2 separate regions of the Homo sapiens genome follow, and region 1 is linked to region 2. Evidence: chromatin contacts called from ENCODE Hi-C or POLR2A ChIA-PET data. All regions are on one chromosome and are shown on one strand. The core of a region is the stretch at or near the end of the contact, and the rest is flanking DNA. Distances in the headings are between cores, read along the strand shown.

Evidence for each region. Hi-C counts contacts between places; a loop is a spot of excess contacts on that map. ChIA-PET counts read pairs that join two places held with the same protein, here RNA polymerase II (POLR2A). Pooled maps may share reads with other maps.
Region 1: a loop to region 2 is called in a pooled map, with 4 times the contacts of the local background. The contact joins two enhancer-like sites. A Hi-C loop is called at or near these places in 7 of 50 pooled maps. POLR2A ChIA-PET finds 5 or more read pairs at or near these places in 6 of 52 experiments (A549, B cell, GM10248 and 3 more).

The regions. Positions count from the first base shown.
Region 1 is chr7:2,861,428-2,867,099 of GRCh38, forward strand. No RefSeq gene overlaps it. Among named protein-coding and RNA genes, the nearest start is that of GNA12, 20 kb to the left of the region's middle. RefSeq lists enhancers at 987-1,633, 2,282-2,411 and a silencer at 3,189-3,268. Within about 2 kb of position 2,993, at least 39 of the 41 ENCODE cell types and tissues checked have a DNase peak (open chromatin) inside an H3K27ac peak, as active enhancers do; they include B cell, where a contact is called at or near this core.
Region 2 is chr7:3,091,119-3,097,174 of GRCh38, forward strand. LOC105375130 (a long non-coding RNA gene) reads right to left here. Exons shown (of 2, transcript XR_007060191.1): 2 at 3,008-4,467. Among named protein-coding and RNA genes, the nearest start is that of CARD11, 50 kb to the left of the region's middle. Within about 2 kb of position 1,478, at least 9 of the 41 ENCODE cell types and tissues checked have a DNase peak (open chromatin) inside an H3K27ac peak, as active enhancers do; they include B cell, where a contact is called at or near this core.

The DNA.
Region 1 (5,672 bases), core at 1,743-4,242, 230 kb before region 2:
GTCTCAAAAAAAAAAAAATCCCGTTACCAGTGTATGTATATAATATCATTAATATATTTGGTATTATATTATGTTATAGAATAACTATAAATATATTACAGTTGTCTCATAGTATTTATGGGGACTTGGTTCCAGAATCCCCCATGGGTACCAAAATCCCTGGATGCTCAAGTCCCTAATATAAAATGGTGTAGTATTTGCATATAACCTACGCACATCCTTCTGTACACTTTAGATAATCTCTAGATTACTTGTAATACCTAATTCAATGTAAATGCTGTTCCAGACCAGCCTGGGCAACATAGTGAGACCCCATCTCCACTAAAGAAAAATTTACAAAAAAAAAAAAAAGATAATGGCCGGGTGTGGTGGCTTACCCCTGTAATTCCAGCACTGTGGGAGGTCGAGGCAGGCAGAGCACTTGAGGTCAGGAGTTTGAGACCAGCCTGGCCAACATGGCGAAACTCTGTCTCTAATAAAAATACAAAATAATTAGCCAAGCGTGGAGGCATGTGCCATCACAGAGTGATACCCTGTCTTAAAAAAAAAAAAAAAGAAAGAAAAAGAAAAATTGAGCCAGCCACGGTGGTGCTCACCTGTAATCCCAGCTACTTGGGAGGCTGAGGTGGGAGGATCACTTGAACCTGGGAGGCGGAGGCTGCAATGAGCTGAGATCGCACCAATGTACTCCAGTCTGGGCAACAGAGCAACGCTTGGTCTCGAAAATAAATAAATCAATAAATATAGTTGTTAGATTGTATTTTTAAGGTGTTTATTTTTTATTGTTGTATTGTTATTTTAAGAAATATTTTCCATCCCTGGGTGATTGAATCCATAGATGCAGAACAAGCAGCTATGAGGGGCTGAGAGTGTGTGTGTGTGTGTGTGTGTGTGTGTGTATACATAATTTATTAATTACATATAAAAAAATCTCCTACTGGTTTTGTTTCTCTGGAGAACCCCCAACTAATACAGTACTAGTTATGCCTCTCCCAGCTAAGGTCCCAGGAAGTACAATTCTACCCATTACCCTTAAGACATCACAGATGATCGGTCAGTACTAATAAGTGCTGTACGGTTATTGGACAGATTCGAGTTAACGTATGGAGAACAGGCAGGGTGCAAAGTGCATCCTGGCGTAGACCCCAGCTCTGCCAGGCACTAGCTCTGTAGGCTCTTGAACAACTTCCTTACCTCCCTGTGCCTTGTTTTCTTTTTTTTTTTTTCCCGAGACGGAGTCTCTCTCTGTTGCCCAGGCTGGAGTGCAGTGGCAGGATCTTGGCTCACCACAACCTCCACCTCCCGGGTTTGAGCAATTCCCCTGCCTCAGCCTCCTGAGTAGCTGGGATTACAGTTGTGTGCCATCACGCCTGGCTAATTTTTGTATTTTTAGTAGAGACGGGGTTTCACTATGTTGGCCAGGCTGGTCTCGAACTCCTTACCTCACAATGCGCCCTCCTCGGCCTCCCAAAGTGCTGGGATTATAAGTGTGCGCCACCGCACCCGGCCCTTGGTTTTCTATTCTGTAAAACGGAAGTGACCCGGTGGAGATAAAGGGGTAAATGCAGAGAATGAACTCAGAACATGCCGGTCGCCTTGGCAGTGCTCGCTAAGTGTTTGCATTTTTTTCCCTCCCTGTAACCGCTAGACCACCACGGAACTTGCATTTTTTGCTACTGGATGACAGGTCTTCCTCCTCTCCCAGGGTGGCTGTCTGGCAGGTTTCCCCACTTCCTGCAGTCTTCTCTGCCCTAGGGGACCAGTAGCCATGTTTCTGCCCCAACAAGTAACCTCCTTGCCCTGTCCTGGCTCCCGGGATCCTTCCTCTGGTGGTCTGCACGGGCCACGGCGCTCAGGGTGCCGCAGCGGCAAAGTGGGCAGTGGTCGCCCGTGTTCCAGGGAAGGAGGAGGGTGAGGGCGCCTGACCTCAGAGACCCCCAGAAGGTATCTGTGGGGGCACAGATGACCAGGAGCCCTGGAGTTAGTTCCATTTGCTGGCTGTGACCTTGGAAAGCCAGCAATGATTCAGGACCGGCTGCACAATTTGTGCAAAATGAAAATGTGGGGCCTCTTGTCCAAAAAGTATTACGAATTTCAAAACAGCCACAGCAGAGCACCACGCCGAGCAAGGGCCCTTCTCAGTACAGACCCTGAGCCTCCCGAGAGTGTGAGTGCTGGGGAAATCTGGGGAAAGAGGCCAAGGCTGTCCAGAGCCGAGCCCCTCCCTGGGGATTGTGTCTGGGGCCCGCAAACTCCCCAGGCGGAGGGAAGAGCCAGTCCTCCGGAGACGCTGGGCACCGAGCCTCCTCCAGGCCCGGAGAACGAGCCTGTAGCCTGTCGCTGTTTGCTGAGGGCCCTGACCTCTGTGGGAACACACAGGAAGTGGTTCATTTTCTCCCCACCAGTGACTCACTCCCGTCAGCCCTGCCCTTTCCAATCTCTGCTTCCTGTCCCTTAGCCTCAGCTTGGGTAATTCTGGGCAATAGAAAGGCCAGTCTGGTTGAGTCTGAAACTGCCATCTCACATGCAATTTCGCACTCATCTTGTCCCCCACTGAAGGGCTGGCTTAGCCTTGGCCGGAGAGCCCTGGAGAAGGAGGGGAGAGGTCGGGGGGACTGGCTGCGGTCCTTCCTCTTTCTCCTGGCTTCTGGGGTTGGGAGGGGAAGAGGAGGAAGAGGAGGAGGAGGAGAAGGTCTGGAGTGTCGGCACAATAGTAATATCAATAACAATAGCAGCTAATATTTACTGCAAGTGGTTCTCTGGGTCTGGAGATGCTCCAAGCACTTTTCTGACCGTAAGTTATGGCATTAAGTTTTGTAACTAGGAGGTAGGTCCTGTAATAAGGTCCTGTTGTAATTCCCATTTTTCTCTGTTGAGGAAACAGGCTGAGACAAGGTAGGTAATGTGCCCAAGGCCACAAAATTAGGAGGTGGCAGAGTCAGGATTGGAACCCAAGGTCTTCCTGATTCCACATCCGTTGCCCAGTCACTCCACTGCCTCACTTTCGCAAGAGTCCATATAAAGTTCCTGAGGTTGGGGCCTGGGACCTGTGGCAAGGTAAGTGTCCAGGGATTCAGCTAAGATGAGGCTTACACTTTTTTTTTTTTTGATAGAGTCTCTCTCTGTTGCCCAGGCTGGAGTGCAGTGGCAAGATCTCAGCTCACTACAACCTCTGCCTCCTAGGTTCAAATGATTCTCCCACCTCAGCCTCCCGAGTAGTTGTGACTACAGGCATGTGCCACCACGCTTGGCTAATTTTTCTATTTTTTGGTAGAGACGGGGTTTCACTGTCGGCCAGGCTGGTCTCAAACTCCTGACCTCAAGTTATCACCCCGCCTCGGCCTCCTGAAGTGTTGGGATTACAGGCGTGAGCCACTGCGCCCGGCCTGAGATGAAGCTTATTGAGGGTACTGAGAAAGATTTTTGACTCAATTTCTGAACCTTGTGAATTCTCACAGCACTTAACAGTAAGGAATTATCTGATATTTACATGCTTGTTATCTGCTTTCCTCATTAGGATGCAAACTTCATAAAACCATTTTGTTCATCTCTTCCTGATACCTGGTATGCGCTCACTAAATGCTTGGGAACGTGAATGAATGAATGAAACGTCTTCTGACGTGATCCTTGTATCTACATCTCCTTGCTGCGGCCAAGTCTCAGGTGCACCCTGAGCTCAGTGGTGGTCTTGCCTTTGCCCAGAGTGGGATGGGGTCCAGGTGGGGTGTCCCAAGCAGCCTGAAGAACATGACTCGAAATTCCCATCTGTGACCACCAGGTGTCGCTCATGCCACACAAGGAAACCCATAGATGGCCTCTGCTGAATTAGGGGTGCAGCGGGTGGGGAAATCTCATCTGTGACCACAGATGAGTTATCCAGGCTGCCATTTGTTCTCATTAGGTCCTGGATTTCCTCCTCAGAACCAGACAGATGTGATCAGCATTGTGGGCCGAGGGCCGGCACCTCCCCACCTCCCCGGCTATGGGTAGCTGTAGGGTGTCAGGGAGGGGATGCTGGGGTTCAGGCCCCGGATTCCATCCAGCTGCAGCCGTGTCACTGCCACTCCTCCTGCCCCCAAGCTTTGGCCTTGGCTGCCCAGGTAAGGCTGGCCCGGCACAGCCATTCATCAGTGTCAGCCGCCAGATGCCCCTCACAGGGCTCCCGTCCTCCGGGAACACTCCCAGGCCCCTAGCAACAAACTCAGCTTCCTGCCCTCATGGCACCGGCATCTTCCCCACTCCTTTTGCCGGGGTCTAAGTTTGGGGTGCATGCTTCCAGCCCCAGGAGCCCCCTCAATATCACACTGAGGTTGACTTGGCCATTTCTGCTTTCAGCCAACATAACCGGGTTCTAGAAGCTTCCTGACCGCTGTGGGAGGGTCACTTGGCCAGCAGGCAAGCGTTTCTTATTCCATGTACTTGAGTGAAGCAAAACCAGGGCTGTGTTTTTTTCCTTTTTTTTTTCTTTCTTTTTTTTTTTGAAACCAAGTCTCTCTGTCGCCCAGGCTGGAGATAACAGGTGCCCACCACCACGCTCAGCTAATTTTTGTATTTTTAGTAGAGATAAGGTTTCACCATGTTGGTAAGGCTGGTCTTGAACTGCTGATCTCAAGTGAACCACATGCCTTGGCCTCCCAAAGTGCTGGGATTACAGGTGTGAGCCACCACGCCTGGCCCTTTTTTCTTTTATTTGAGACAGGGTCTCGCTTTGTTGCCCAGGCTGGAGTGCAGTGGTGGGATCACAGCTCATTGCAGCCTCAACCTCCAGGGCGCAAGCGGTCCTCTCACCTCAGCCTCTTGAGTAGCTGGGACCAGAGGTGCTTGACACCACACCTGACTCATTAATTTTTTATATTTTTTGTAGAGACGGGGTTTTGCCATATTGCTCAGGCTGGTCTTGAACTCCTGAGCTCAAAGGATCCTCCTACCTTAGCCTCCCAAAGTGCTGGGATTACAGGTATGAGCCACTGTACCCGGCTAGGACTGTGTTTTTCTGTGACCCAACCTAATCGTTATTTCCAGCCCCTTTTCAGACTGATGATGGAAAATGTCATCTTGGCCAATTCCAGATGAACTTGGTCATTTAAGCTCAATTCTGAGCATTCCTTTGCTCACCTGGCGTGGCAGGTATGCTCTAGGGGGTGGTATAAACTTATGGCCCTGGGGAGGCTCCAGTTCCCCCTCCAACACAGATGTCTCCTGGAGGGACATTGTCATGTGCCATCCCCCACCCTCCATGCTGGTTATCCCAGAGGTGCCTGGTTCTCTGTGGAGGGCATTTTCTCTGCATCTTGCTAGCAGTCCCTGACTAATTTCCCGGCCTCACATCCTCCCGTGCTCCCATGGGGGCCATGGGAGACTTGGGGACCGTCTTTCTTGGACCCCTGCCAGGTGCCTTCTGTGTTAGTGAGATGTGCCCTTCCCTGGGTGGAAGGTTGACTTCCCATTCCCTGGGTTGGCTTCCCATTTCCCTGGGTGCCATCTGTGCCAGTTTGTTCTTGCATTGCTATAAAGGAGTACCTGAGACTGGGTAATTGATAAAGAAAAGGGGTTTAATTGGCTCACAGTTCTGCAGGCTGTATAGGAAGTGCGGTGCTGCCTTCTGCTTCTAGTGAGGTCTCCGGAAGCTTCCAATCATGGCGGAAGGTACAGGCGGCAGGAGTGAGAGAGAG
Region 2 (6,056 bases), core at 228-2,727:
ATCCCAGCACTTTGGGAAGCTGAGTCAGGAGAATCACTTGAGGCCATGAGTTCGAGAACAGTCTGGGCAAAACAGTGAGACCCCAGCTCTACAAAAAATAATTAGCCAGGCGTGAAGGTACACACCTGTAGTCCCAGCTACTCAGGAGGCTGAGGTGGGAGAATTGCTTGAACCCGGGAGTTCAAGGCTTCAGTGAGCTACAATCCTGCCCCTGCACTCCAGCCTGGGCGACAAGAGAGAAACCCTATCTTAAAAAAATAAAAATAAAGGCCACCCTGGCTGCTCGCAGGGGGCTGGACTGCCCCCACCACATGGCCCTGCAGAAATGAAGGCCTAGTCCCTGGGTGGTGGGAGGGCTGCTGGCAGAAAGTCCCGGCTCCCCATCCTTCAGGGATAGTGGCTGTGGGGAACGTGCTGGCTCTGAGGCATACTCCATTCCAGGACAGCCAGCAGCTGATGCATGATCAACGAGGGGTAAAAAGGCCCAGACTCAGCTCTGAGGGTCTCCCCACCCCATTTCCAGATTCCCTTCAGGGTTGTCTGAAGCCTTCACGGAGGCTGCCTCAAAGCTCAATATCCTTCCTGCCTAATTCTGTACTTTTCCCTTCCCCGGATGCCAGTCCTAAGAGAACCCCTTGACAGATCTCCTGCACAGTCTCCTCCCTCTCTGAGTCTGCTTCCTGGGGCACCCACCCCTCCACCCTCCGGCAGGAGAAGGGATCAGAGACAGTACAGAGTGGAGGAGGGGATGGGCTCTCTAAGTCAGATGGAGCGAGCTCACGGCCTGCACTGGGTGGTGACGGAAGAGACCCAGGCAAGGAGGGCGCCTGTCAGGGCTAAATCATGTCCCCACAAACGATGTTAAACCTCCAAAAGATCATGTCCTAACCCCCAATGCCTGCAAATGCCATCTTATTTGGAAACAGGGTCTTTGCAGATAATCAAGTCAAGATGAGGTTCTTAGGGTGGGCCCTAAACCAAGATGACTAGTGTCTTCATGAAAAGGGAAATTTGGACACAGACACACAGGAGAGCACACGTGAGGATGAAGGTGGAGATCAGAGGGATGCGTCTACAAGTCGAGGATCACTGCAGATTGTGGAGAACCACCGGGAGCTGGGGAGAGGCCTGGGGCAGGTTCTCTGCCCCCAGAAGGAACCAACCCTACCAACACCTTGATCTTGGACCTCTGGCCTCCAGCCCCATGAGGCCATACATTTCTGTTGTTTAAGTTGCCCTGTTTGTGGTACTTTGTCGTGGCAGGCCCAGCATACTAATATAGGACCCAAGAGGTAGCTGGGGAAAGATTGGGCAAACTGTGTGCATGGCATCATTACTCAGGTCAAAAATTTGAAATGAAGCTCAAACTTAAAAATATTGGTAAGTATGAAAAAAAAAGCATGATAAAAAAAAAAAAAAGAAAAGCTATTGCTGCTAAAGGAAGAAGGGTAGGGTTTCCCCACCTCCATCAGCTTGCAAAAATGAGGCTGGTGACGTGGCTGTGGGTCTCATTTCCTGCACGGCCTGTTGGGGTTTGTGTAGTTTCTGGGCACTCAGCTTGAGAGGCTGACCTCCCAAAGGCATTGGGAGCCTGCGGGAGCCAGCCAGGGGGAGCACAGCTGTGCAGCCATGCCTGTTTGTCCTGACCCTACAGCAGGACGCAGGCGCCCCACCACCCAGAACCCCAGAACCGGATGTAGGAGGTGGTGAGAGCTGCATTGGTTGATTTCCTATTTTCTTCCTTCCTATTTTTTTTTTTTTAATTTTTTAGAGCAAGGTCTTGCTCTGTTGCCCACGCTGGAGTGCAGTGGTTCAATCATAGCTCACTGCAGCCTCTACCTCCCGGGCTCAAGCAATCCTCCTGCCTTAGCCTCCTGAGTAGCTGAGACCACAGATGCATGCCACCATGCTCGGCTAATTTTTAATTTTTTTTTTTTTTTTTGTAGAAAAGGGGGGTCTTGCTATGTGGCTCAGGCTGGTCTCAAACTCTGAAGCTCAAGTGATCCTCCCACGTTGGCTGCCCAAAGTGTGGGGATTATAGGCGTGAGGCACCGCACCTGGCCTGATCTCCTATTTCAGTAATGTATCACCTCCTGTGCAAAGAAGGAAGATTGTTGCAAATTAAACATAAAAACATGAAAGCTTTTCAAGCTGGGTATCTAAGTAGCCTTTTCATTCCCACCAACTCCATGACAGATTCCTATATGTGTTGTGCATAACCATTATTAAAATAACAATATCGCCCTGTTGGAAGAATTCAGAATGTCACTAGAACATTCTAAAGATAAAGGCCAAAAAAAACCCAAACCCCCCCCCCACACACACAAAAAACACAACCAAGCTTTATCTTTGGAACAGAATAAGGTTAAAAAAAATTAAAATAATCACAAAGGTATGATTTAATCTTTACAATGTTATAAATATTAATATGAAAAAGACTTTATATTGGGAAACATTATTATACAGTATAACGCTAATTTTATGAAAATCAATTCATTTAGTGCTCATACATTTTTTACCTCTCTCTTTGGCTTTTGCTGACGATTTACGTCTTATCATTTTCTACTTCAACACCTACCACCTTGCACTGGGGTACAGTGCAGGATTTGGACATCACAATTTTTTCTTCAGTAATGCCCCAAGGTTTCCCACAGATAAGAGGAGAAGGTTGGCCAGGTGTGGTGGCTCATACCTGTAATGGCAGCACTTTGGAAGGCTGAGGTGGGAGGATCACTTGAGCCTGGGTGTTTGAAATCAGTCTGGGTAACATAATGAGACCTCATCTCTATTAAAATTAAAAAACTAGCCAGGCATGGTGGTGAACACCTATAGTCCCAGCTACTCGGGAGGCTGAGGCAGGAGGATCACTTGAGCCCAGGAGGTTGAGGCTGCAGTGAGCCATGATTGTACCACTGCACTCCAGTCTGGGCCCCAGAGCAAGATCCTATCTCAAAAACAGCAACAACAAAAGAATAGGATGTTGCCAAAATAGGACAAACAACTGAGCTGAACGTTGGATGTTTTTAATCATAAGCATGGCTTGATTTACATCACTCCCTTCAGAAATGCAAAGGCTTCAGACATCGAGCCAAAGGCAAAACCATTGCAGGTATGTGGGGCCGGGAGAGCCCCAGCGAAGTCAGCTTGGTGCCCACTCCAGGCAGGCACAGGGCCAGCCCTGCTATGCTCCTTATCTCCTTTAATCCCCTAGCAACCCCAGAAGGTAGGTTTGTGATGATCCACACTCTGCAGATGAGGAAACTGAGGTTCAAGAGAGTTACTAACTTGCCCCTGGACATGCCCCTGGGAAGTGGCCGGGATGAGTTGGAAACCCATATCTACTTAGCTCCATGGTCCGGCTCTGTGTGCACTAAGACATCAATTACCCCCCGGGACTGGAAACCAGAAGGAGGCGGGCAATAGGTTGTGTTTGCTGACGGATCCCACCCAGAACTGATCCTACTGGATCTCCCTTAGGGAGACTCAGGAATCCTCACTACAGTGAATTACATGCACAGTTTTGGTGGCCAGAGGGGCATTTAGATGATGGCTACAGGAGTGCTTTTTTGAAAGCTTCATTAACTATACAAGTCAATACCCTATTGCAATTTCCATGAAATGGGTAATTCGGTGAAGTTCTTTTTTAACAAAATGTTGCATCAATGAGGGAATTCAGGGTGGGAGATCAACAGGAAGTTACAGTTGGAACCAATTTCAACCCACATAGAAAGATCCGGAAGCCTTGCAAGGAGACCATCACAGTAATCCGGCGTGAGAGTGCCGAGGCGTAGCTGCTGGAATCATCGCCCATTTTTCTAATTTGCAGCCTAGGAGCTGATCGTGCAACCCTGTTAGGGAGCTAATATAGGATGAAGATGGGACAAGTTGGTGTCGAGAGTAACACGCCGGCTCCTTAGCGGAGGTCTGAAGAACAATCGAGTTGAATTAATTTCTAAGAGACCCCATGACAGATTCTTGATGATGATCCCCAATTAGGGAAACCTCGGTTTCGTTTTTGTTTAATGTCAGGAAGTTAAGAGGCTGTGGGCGGATGGCTGTGAAAGACACGGAGGGTGAAAGCCTTGCCTCTCTTGAAACGTATGGGGCCGTGGCTGCAGGTCCTTTCATGCCTTCTCCAAAGAGGAAGTCGTGAAATCTGTGTGTCTCAGCCCATGTCCAAAGAGGGAAACGCTGTGATGAGAAGATACAGCGGTTCAACTCATTCTGGAGCCCACAGAGGCTTAAAAGAGGGGGAGAATCTGTTTCATGAAAAAGGGAAAGATTCAGTCTTGAACCAGATGAATGTGCCTGGGTGAAAATGCGTCAGTGGTACCAGAAAATCCAGACAGAATCCTTCCTCTGGGTTTTTCCCAAATCAACAAGTGTCTTTGGTTGCTGGGACGCAGGGAGAGAGCTGTTCATGGAGGAGCGTGGGAGGTCACATTCTTGAGGCCTGTTTAGTTTATCCTGTTAAAAGGAGGAGATGTGAGGCCAGGCACAGTGGCTCACACCTGTAATTCCAGCACTTTGGGAGGCCAAGGCAGGTGGATCACTTGAGGTCAGAGGATTGAGACAAGCCTGGCCAACATGGTGAAATCCCATCTCTACTAAAAATAAAACAAACAAACAAACAGAAACGCCTGGCGTGTTGGCTCACGCCTGTAATCCCAGCACTTTGGGAGGCTGAGGCAGGCGGATCACCTGATGTCAGGAGTTCAAGACCAGCCTGACCAACATGGAGAAACCCCGTCTCTACTAAAAATACAAAATTAGCCAGGGGTGGCTATGCATGCCTGTAATCCCAGGTACTCAGGAGGCTGAAGCAGGAGAATCGCTTGAACCCAGGAGGCTGAGGTTGCAGTGAGCCGAGATAGTGCCATTGCACTCCAGCCTCGGCAACAGAGTGAGACTCCATCTCAAAATAATAATAATAATAATAATAATAATAATAATAATACACCATATATTAGGGAAGAGATTTTTGTTTTTTTTTTAAACCACTTTCAGTCTCTTGATATCTCATTGCAAGTAAATAACCAAAGTACAGCCTGGTCTGGACAGGAGATCACCTCAATTTGGGGCAGCTCACACAATACAGTCTAAAATGTGGATGTTGCTGGGGGCGACCTCATTAGTCAGGCAGTCACCCCTGTGAGAGGGCGATGCGTCCCACTGCCAAGACGCTCAAGTACCAATATGGAATGCCAGTCCCTTAAAAGATTTTCCCTCCCTACGTCCCTGCGAAAGAGAGGCTGCCTGGATAATAGTCTTTCAATGTGTTGTGAAAAAAAAAATAGTGTTTCTAGCAAAAGTGTTAAAGTTTTATGGGAAAGTAAATTACTGTCTACCTGGTATAGATGCTTTTCGCGATGTAGCAGGCATTAATTACACATCTGAATGTGACAAGATCAGTCTTCGGTTTACTGAATTGAAGACGGTCTGCTCACCAGGAGGGGGTTTTCCTGAATATCATCAGGGTTCCTCCTCCTACTCCATGTCCGGTTTTACTGTGTACTCCTGGGATGGGATCTGAGGCTGGAAAGAGCTAGAAAACCCCTCCGAGTCCCCCCAGAGAGATGGTAGCCTGTACACCCAGGTGGATTTTGGTCACTGAAAGAATCAGTCTTCTTTTTTTCTCATCTTAAAATATCTGGACAAGGAAGTGGCTAGGATTATTGTGGGAGAAACTAGCTCATTGGTGGTTCTGGGATATGAACCCAGGATTCTCGGCCAGCATTCCAGCAACAGGGACTGATATGCTTTGGCTGTGTCCCCACCCAAATCTCATCTTGAATTGTAGCTCCCATCGTTCTCACGTGTTGTGGGAGGACCCGGCGGGAGATAATTGAATCGTGGGGGCGGTTTCCCCCCATACTGTTCTCATGGTAGTGAATCAGTGTCATGAGGTCTGATTTTATAAGGGGGAACCTCTTTTGCTTGGTTCTCATTCTCTCTTGCTTGCTGCCATGTAAGACGTGCCTTTTGCCTTCTGCCATGATTGTGAGGCCTCCCCAGCCATGTGGAACTGAGTCCGTTAAACCTCTTTGTCTTTATGA